Linked DNA regions of Homo sapiens: region 2 is linked to region 1. The links are chromatin contacts, found by Hi-C or POLR2A ChIA-PET in ENCODE. All regions are on one chromosome and are shown on one strand. Each heading gives the region's core, a stretch centred on a gene start or an enhancer-like site at or near the end of the contact. The rest is flanking DNA. Distances are from core to core; before and after follow the strand shown.

What was found. A loop is a pair of places that touch in the nucleus more often than their neighbours do. ChIA-PET counts read pairs that join two places held with the same protein, here RNA polymerase II (POLR2A). Pooled maps may share reads with other maps.
Region 2: a loop to region 1 is called in a map with no recorded cell type, with 2.5 times the contacts of the local background. The contact joins two enhancer-like sites. A Hi-C loop is called at or near these places in 3 of 168 maps with a recorded cell type or tissue (Calu3, GM12878 and PC-3), 8 of 37 single-sample maps with no recorded cell type and 4 of 50 pooled maps. POLR2A ChIA-PET finds 5 or more read pairs at or near these places in 3 of 52 experiments (GM12878, PC-9 and activated CD4-positive, alpha-beta T cell).

The regions. Positions count from the first base shown.
Region 1 is chr4:105,592,461-105,596,966 of GRCh38, reverse strand. All of the region lies in intron 2 of ARHGEF38 (Rho guanine nucleotide exchange factor 38), which reads right to left. Among named protein-coding and RNA genes, the nearest start is that of ARHGEF38-IT1, 33 kb to the right of the region's middle. Within about 2 kb of position 2,151, at least 3 of the 41 ENCODE cell types and tissues checked have a DNase peak (open chromatin) inside an H3K27ac peak, as active enhancers do.
Region 2 is chr4:105,635,058-105,639,563 of GRCh38, reverse strand. It overlaps ARHGEF38 (Rho guanine nucleotide exchange factor 38), which reads right to left. Exons shown (of 14, transcript NM_001242729.2): 5 at 3,144-3,161. Among named protein-coding and RNA genes, the nearest start is that of INTS12, 71 kb to the left of the region's middle. Within about 2 kb of position 1,968, at least 4 of the 41 ENCODE cell types and tissues checked have a DNase peak (open chromatin) inside an H3K27ac peak, as active enhancers do.

The sequences.
Region 1 (4,506 bases), core at 902-3,401:
AGTGACACTAAAATTTAGAGCCGAGTAAGCAGTGCATCAGGGCTGCTGCAGAGCCGCTATGCACTGTATAATTTCTGGGAGTGCTGTTCCACAGCAAGGCAGCCAGGGGCTGGATATAGAGGTAGAACCTAGCTTTGAGGTGTCATGACGGTCACCAGGGATGCCCAACCAGCTAAAAACATCGGAAGAGAGGGCAGGATATGGAACTCAGGAAGATTCCCATGACGTGCTGAAGCTGCAGTTCCTGTTGTATAGGACGGCAATGGGCTCACTCTGGTGAAGGAAGAGCCATGAAAAACACAGCAAAGGGATATACAAGTTTCACTGAATACTTTAGCAGTAAATATAGCTTAAAATGCATAGGAAGTCAATGGGACTTTGGCTATCTCTTTATTATATATAAATTTTCATTGTATTATGGTCTTTGAACAGTATTTTTATTATTATAGTACATCTATATTCCCCTCCTCCCTGTCTCCTTTCAGGGATACTTGGATCTATACTGTGTTCTCAGGGAGTTGGTGAGCCCTCCTCACACGCAGCCTTCTCTGACAGGGTTGGTATGATGGCTGACGCTACAGCAACTTGGTTTGGGGTGGGGGGCACAAGCAGGAAGCTGAATGCCTGAGCCCTGGAGTGCCTTCCCTCCCTTGCTCCTTTGAAAAAGCGGCCAGCTAAGAATTTTCCCTCCCTAACTCCCTCTCTTTTGTGTTTCCCTATCCCAGGGCTTTCCTCACCCACTTTGGACCCTGAGGGAGAGATTTTGTAGGATGTCACACAGAACCATTGCTCAATATACTCCCCACCATCCTGACATTGAAACAGCCCACTGCTAACCTAGGTATGACTGATAACACTGGTAATAGGCACCATTTTACATTCAAGGACTCTGAATTGAGAGAGAGCATGAACATCAAATTTATGGTCCCTTATTTTAATAAGTTTTTTTAAATTTTCAATTTCATATTTGTTATTTGTGGCTGAAAATAAAATGTGTAAATATATAGTTGTCATCAGGGGAAAATATTCCATAATGGCATACAGTCAACCCTCTGAATCCTTGAGTTCCATGTCTATGGAATCAGTCCTCTGTGGATCAAGAATATTTTTTAAAATGCATCTGTATTGAACAGACTCTCTTTCTTATCATTATTCCCTAAACAATATAGTATAACAACAATTTAGATGGCATTTACATTGTATTAGGTACCATAAATAATCTAGAGATGATTTAAAGTATACAGTAGGATGTGTGTAGGTTATGTGTAAATGTAACCATTGCATTTTACGTCAGACACTTAAGCTTCCATGTATTTTGGTATTCTTGGTGGATCCTGGAGCCAGTGCCCCGTAGATACTGAGGGACAACTGTGTATGGTATAATTCCTATTCCAGAAAATATTTCAGTATGTTTGTATAAACAATAAGCCAAAATAATTATTGTGCTTATTTCTAAGTGGCAAGACTACAGGTGATTATTTTCCTCTATATATTTTTTCTAGTGAAAATTATTTATATAATGTTGCCATATAGTATATCAAAATTTTAACAGAAAATTCCAACTGAATTCCTGTCAATACAAAATTATATATATTTTAAACCATTTTTTAGAAAACACAAATTTTTGAGCATAAGGCACATGATTAAACCAAATATGAGTAAATTCAAAATAAATACACATAACTTTCTTGTTATAGAAATAAAATCTACCAAGTGTGCATTCAAACACATACACTTGAAATATCATTGGATGGGTAAAAAGATGCTGGTAATGGAGTTTGCCTCTAGGGGAGGAAACCGAGTAGCTGAGGAATTCTATAGCCCCCTTGAGATCTTTGGTAGATTTGCACTATGTGAATTTTAGCAACTGAAAATAATTAAAAAACAAAGAAAAATAAAAATAAGTACAGTACTCAAATTCCTCCAGCTATTCCTTTCAATCACTTTTTGCCCTTTCCATTGTTAGATTAGTCTACTCTAGTTTGATTTACTTTGACTTATAGCCAAAAACATAGAGTATCTCTCACTGCCCTGTTTGGATAATAAATAACTAGAACCTGTTTTCCCACTAAATGTTTCAACACTAACTGATGTGGATAACGTTTGCCTTCTTTGCAAAACCTCTCACAGTGCTGCTATTAAAGAAGATGTGTAACTGCTGAGTTTGATGTATTATCAGTTCGGTAAAGGTCTGACATAGAAAAGCCTTGAAGTTAAGATTAAAGTTTACAGCACGATTGTCACAGAACAGTTGTCAGTCAAGGGCTAGATCTAATCACTCATTTGTACACTGATTCACTCATACAAGGTGACTCAGTTAAGCCAGGAACTTCTGGTACTTTCCTCAGTTTTCAACTTCCTTCATCCAATTTTCACTTAAATAAAATGACTTGTTTTGTTTTGTTTTTACTGGGAGTGGTCTGAGTTTGATTTTGTATAGAGAAAAGATGATGAATCCGATGATACCCAAATTCTCTCCTAGCTTAACCTGTAGTTGTAAAATATTTATGTTGCCCCAGGTTTAGCTAAGCTTGGTTTACAGATTATTGCTATAGTTATCTGAAAACTGTATGTGTTAATCTACACATTTTGACAGTGATGACAGGTGGTTTGTGCTCAAAGACACTGGTAGTTAAATGTCCAGAAGGGAAGTGAGAACAGGAAAGAACTAACGAACATTGAAAAGGTAGTGAACTGAATGAACTGGTGGTGTCAACTAACTACCTCAGCACTCATATAAACGCTGATAAGAGTCATATGAGTACCCGAACATTTATTTACTTAATCAAAGGTTAAAAGTTTTGAGAAGTGGGAAAAAGGCAGATCTGACATGAGAATTCTGAGAACCTTAAGAGAATTGCTATTACCTTAGTGGAGAGAACTAATAGAATGAAATTAAAGTCCACAATGAGGAAGGCAGAGAGCAGACAGCATTGAAAGATAGCTAAATAACAAGGTCAAAGTGTGAAAAATCAACAACCTATAAACAATTCAAATAAAACAACCTAGAAAATGTGAGTTAGAATTTTGAGAATTGTAATTCACAGTATTGAGAGCAAAAGCCAAATGTGCCAAATAAACGACCATAAATGTTACCATAATGGAAAAGTTTTACCTGGCATGGTCTAAGACACCAATTCTGAGAACTGCTTATAAGAGTTTCATAGGAAGCCAAAAACAAGTAAAGAAAAATAACAAAAAGTAAAAGCACAAAAAAGAATTGGAGAAAATATATAAGAATACAGCTATCAATGACATTCATTTTAGCGGGGCTAGTTTGACTCACCAATGTAGCAGATTATTTAAATTGGCAACATTTTCATATAAGGTAAACTTAGTCCATTTGATACAAATGTGGACTAAGAATTCAAAGAAAGACTTTTCTTGTATATTTGATGTTTTTGTCTGTCTGTTTATTTGTTTCTTCTGGAGACAGGGTCTTGCTCTGTCTCTCAGGCTGCAGTACAGTGGCGTGATCATGGCTCACTGCAGCCTCAACCTCCTGGGCTCAAGTGATCCTCCCACCTCAGCCTCCTGAGTAGCCTGGACTACAGAAGCAAGCCACTACACTTGGCTGTTTTTTTTTAAATAGGGATGAGGTCTCCCTATGCTGCCCAGGCTGGTCTCGAACTCCTGGCCTCAAGCAATCCTCCTGGTTGTGCTGATCTTTCCAAAGTGCTGGGATTACAGGTGTGAGCCACTGCAACTGGGCGTGTTTTTTACTGTTTTTTATATTGATCATTAGCCAATCGCAGGGACAGATTTTTGATAAATTGTGCTTATTTTGAAACATGTTTTAGTCACAAATGTTCTTATACCTAGTAAATATTTTATATTTAATTTTAAAATAGACAATGAATATAGATGATTCCTTTAGGATCGAGGAAAACAATTTTTTTGGTTTGTTTGTGTTTGATTTTGGTTTTTAAGATAGTAGATAATAGTGCTATGAATGATTCCATAAGGAGGGTAAACTAATTATTCAGGAGAGAGAAAGGACACAGACTGGAGTAAAACCTTTCAGTCTGAGGGGATAGAATCCACTGCACTAGCAGAGAGAGGTCATCCTTCATTAGAAGCGGGAACCATTGCTTCCGGTAATAGGAGGAAGCCAACTTATATAGGTAGAGATGCAGTAAGTTGGTAGATTTGGTGTTGGGAGTGTGCACATCTTATTGTTTCTAGTTTCTTTATGAAATGATGGAAAAGGGCATAAGCTGAGAGAAGAAAAAGGGGTGTTTGACATGTGAGGAAAAGAATGTGAGAGAATCTCCTCAGAAACATTACTGGGGGCCCCAGTAGAAAGTGGTCATGAATTTTATAAGAGATTAATTCTGCTGCACAGGTAAAGGTGTGAAGTAGACGAAAAATTGAACTTCACTCGAGTAAGTTGTTGCAGGGAAGTAAATGGAAAGAAAGAGAGAAAAAGGAATTGAGGTCGTGTGCAAGGAGCGATTATAATGAAGGACCCATAGAAATTAAAGCATCTTTGGGCCCGATGAAGAG
Region 2 (4,506 bases), core at 719-3,218, 43 kb before region 1:
TCATTCTTTACACTAAAATAATTTCGAGATAGGTCAAATATTAAATCTAAAAATTAAACCATATAAGAATTTGAAGAAATCATAGGATCATCCTTTATAAACTAATGTTGGAATTTCTAAGGCAGACACAAAATCTGAAAGGCACAGTAGAAAAAAATGATGTCTATTTAAAAATTTAGCTCCGTAAAATTTTATAGATTAAAAACAGCCTGAAACAGCCATAAACTGTGTTAAAAGTCAGATGATAAACTGGAAAAATTATATATAATACATAAGACAAAGGTTAATATGCACTAATTAAAGAGACATTACAAACGTATTAGAAAAAATGAACATCTCAGTAAAAGTGAATAATCATTTAAAAACATCATTCGTTAGAAATGAAATACAAATAGTTAAATACATAGGAAAAATGCAAATTAAAATAACAGGATACTATTTGGGCCTATACATTACAAGTTATAAAGATATCAATATTATTTGTATCTAGTGTTGGCAAGTAGTGGATAAATGAACAATTGACATAAGAGTAGTGAGAATATAAATTAGCTCAGCTTTTTTTGAAATGTTCTGACAATAAGTATCAAAAGCCCTTTGATCTAGCAATTTCACTTTCAGAAATTGATCCAAAAAATCAAATTATTGTACCAAGATCATATATAAAAATAAACTTATGACATCAATAAGACAGACAAAATTCAACTGTCAGTAAGGGTTTGGCAAACTAAATTATGGCATATATATCAGACAGAATATTATGCAAGTATAAAACAATGTGGATTTATATTTACTGACATGGAAAGATATTCACAACATATTGATGATGAATGAGGTAGCAAGTCGACATACAAGAAACGTATAGTGTTCCTATTTTAGTCAATGTATGTGTGTGAAGAAAAAAGTATGGTGAAGTGAGGGACTCACTGCAATGCTACAATAGTTAGCTTTGGAATGTGACTGCTGATTGTCTTTACTGTCCTCATTTTTATTTTCCTTTTTTTGCAATGTTTCTTCAATAATTTTTAAAATACAAAGAAAAGAGAAAATAATTTATAATATTTTGTGATTAATAGGAACCTTGAAATCCAAGGTGAGAATAGCTAATCTGACAGGGAACACATAAAAAAAAGAGTGAAAGCATAAAGATAACAAAACACTGCATTTCTGAAGATAGCTGTGTTTAGAATAGGCATTTTTTTCTTGCTTTTAGTGGGAAGTTCTATGATTGCTGTCACTTTAATACTGTCTGATGTTTGCGTGAGGTTATAATTCAAAGTAAACATTTTAGAAATTACAAATATCTTTCACTTTGTATTTTTAAGAAGGTAGGTTGTAAAAAAAACCTAAAAAACGGATAATTTTTGATTGCCATAAGTGAGGGATTATTGAATGCCATGTAAAAACCCACATCTTGTACTCTTAAATGCCCTTTTGGCTGCAACATTGCTGGCCTTTGCCACTAAAGAACCCAACAATTACACAGCACTTGACATTGCCTTTTGCCCTTTCCTGTAGCAGTATGTGTGCTTCATGACCTGAATGAAAGGAACAGGAAGGAAAATAATTCATGGCAGACTTGGCTTTGATGTGCATCCAGCCACATGCTGGGATTGCTCTTCTTTTTTAGTTCTTGATGTATAGAATAGTCTAGAGGGAGCAGACACAACCTGGCTAACTCCTACACAGCAGGATTGCAGCAAGTGCTAGGGCCATTTTTAAGCGTGTTTCAATACAATGAACTGTTTAAGTATTCTGTATGTAGAAGTCCGTGCATGCAAATTGTACTAAGAAGAATATCTCCCTTTTTCTCCTCTGAATCTCTCTCTCCTCTCTTCTTGTTTCTTGGTTCCAAAGACCTAATGCAAGCTTTAGAAAAGGAAACCTAAGCAGAATTTGTAGCACATGAAGTTCCTCTCTAACCACTCAGTTATGCAAAGCTCCAGTCCTTGGCACAATGCCAGGGACACAGGCTGTATAATGAGGCAGAGCCATTTCCCAGCCCCCATCAACTATCTTTGAAGAGAAGCCAGGAGGCCGATGCACCTCTTTGAATTCAAATGAGCCTAGAATTGGAAACTCATAAGACAAATCTACTCATATCTGTTTATACTGTCGGATAGTTTTTCCTTTTGAAAAAAGAAAGGAAAAGAAAAGAAAAGACTGATAAAGTGAGAGAACTGGTTGCCTGTCTGGTGTCTCAAAAATCAGCTTCTCAACTTGACTGAGATATACAGCCCTGGTCTACAGATCTGTATGATGCCTGACTCCTTCACTTCAGTTCCAGAATTCCGTTCTCACTGTTGCTCTGCACCAAAATATGAATGACAGATATTTGCTGCTTACATTAATATAATTTATATTTTGTAAGCTCTTTATTTCTTCATATAAACTCTTAGGAATTTAAAGTACATACACACACACAAGCAAACACACACTAGAAGCTTGGGACCTTAAAGAGTTGCTCATCATAAGCCAAACATGTGCCTGGTAAATAAATTGGAGTTTGTATTGAAGTCAATTTCATCCTTTCAGCATTAATCAGCCTGGATACATTTTCTTCTAGAATAATGGACCTCTTTCAGAGTGTTTGTATACGCTGTTTTTCTAAAATAATTTCTATATTGTCCTAGTAACCAACTATTTCACCTTAATATTTCATTTTCATGCTATAATGTGTATGATTTTTTTCTCCATAAATCATACAAGACTTGAAATTAGAAGAAATCTAATATTTTCATAAAATAATCTTTTCTTATGCATTAATCTATAGAAACTTCAAATGCATTATGATATTAATCTGAGATTTTTTAAAGACTAATATGTTTCATAGAAAGAAGTGTTTTTGGACACATTAAGATTCCCAAACATATGTATGATGAGCAGTTCCCAAAGACTTTCTGGCATCAGCAAACTTAGTAAATTATATGTTGGGATTCTTCTAAAAGGTTTGGTAAAGTATATGTGATAATAATTTAATAAGTAAAATATGCACCAGTAATGGGGTAAATGCCTTTGCAATCCTGGATTATTAAAAGCAATACTCATGATTAGAAAAATCAGAATTTCTGATTTGGACAGGAACAGTCAGCTGCATTTTCTCGTGATTTTTATATTTGATTTATATTATTTTAAAAAGTACTTACTCTTGCATGTATATTTTCCTGTAAGAGAAGAAAAAGAAAGTAAATTCATGTAAATCTGTATATTTAAGGTAATATACAAACATTATAAATCCTTTTAAATTTTCTTATGTAAAATAAAATAAGTAATTTTCATGAATGCCTTATAGAAGTAGTCTCATTATTTTATAATCATGTCCCTAACAAATAAAGAAGATGAAAGTTTTTATCTAAAAGCCTCAAGTGGCTATGGATAAATAAAATAATATCCTGTGTTTATTATCTGATCACTGTGGGCTTTGGTTTCCAACCATTTGGAGTACAATAAATGTTTTCAATATAAAAAAATTTTAAGATCCATTCCATAATAATAGATGGTCTTTTTACATTCAGTGATTGAGGAAAAATTTAATAAGTGCCTAAGCTGCATTTTGTAAAATTTAATGGATTTAATAAGTTTTTTTCCATTAATCTCAGTACTTTGTATATGTGGAAAATGGTGGGGGACATGTGTGAAGCAATTGTTTCCTCAATCTCCAGACATGCTATATGAGTGAATTGCTAGACATCCTAACATAACTAGGTTTTGCTTAGTCTAAGACCTATTAGATGGGAATCAAGCACAGAATTATAATTTTTTTAAAATCAGCAGCTGCTATAATTTTAGGCAATTATTCACGACTGTTTAAAGAACTCTCCTATTGCAATGAAAGAAATACCACCACCACCTCCTGCCCAATATTTCCTTCCAATCATTTCCTTTAAGCTCACATGCTTCCTTCTTTCCTCTTCTAAAGGGAAATTTTATTTGCCAGATATGCTTTGTGCGTCATAGGTCAGAAAATCTGGGGAAGAAAATGAATAAAAATAAAAATGCAATTTTTCATGCAAACCAATAAGTGAATAATGTGATCATTTAGGAATCAAAACACATACATTGAAGTTGAAAGAGAAGGTTATTCTTTTAACTCCTACAGAAAACATGGGGTTTTTTTTTCTATTTCATTTATTTTAGCCAAGTAAAACCTAAATATCATAACATAAATTAAACATTGTGTTTATGTAGTATAACGCTTTATGAAAGGGAATCTGAGAGATTTTCCAGTAGGATAAAACAACAATCTGTGGAGTAGTGGCACTATATTATAACATCTTTTTATTTGTTCATCATTTTTAAAAAAATCTCTTTTAGGCTGAAACTTTGCAGAAGCTAATCCCAACCAAGGGCAATTCAGGAAGGAAGAATTTAAAATGTGTCCATTTACCCTTTTATGGGATAAAGTAATTTAATATATTTATCACTATACCTCCTACCCTCATGAACACATTATACTTTGACTCACAATTAACAAGTTTTTATGTGACTATTCCTTAAGGATTATAGTCT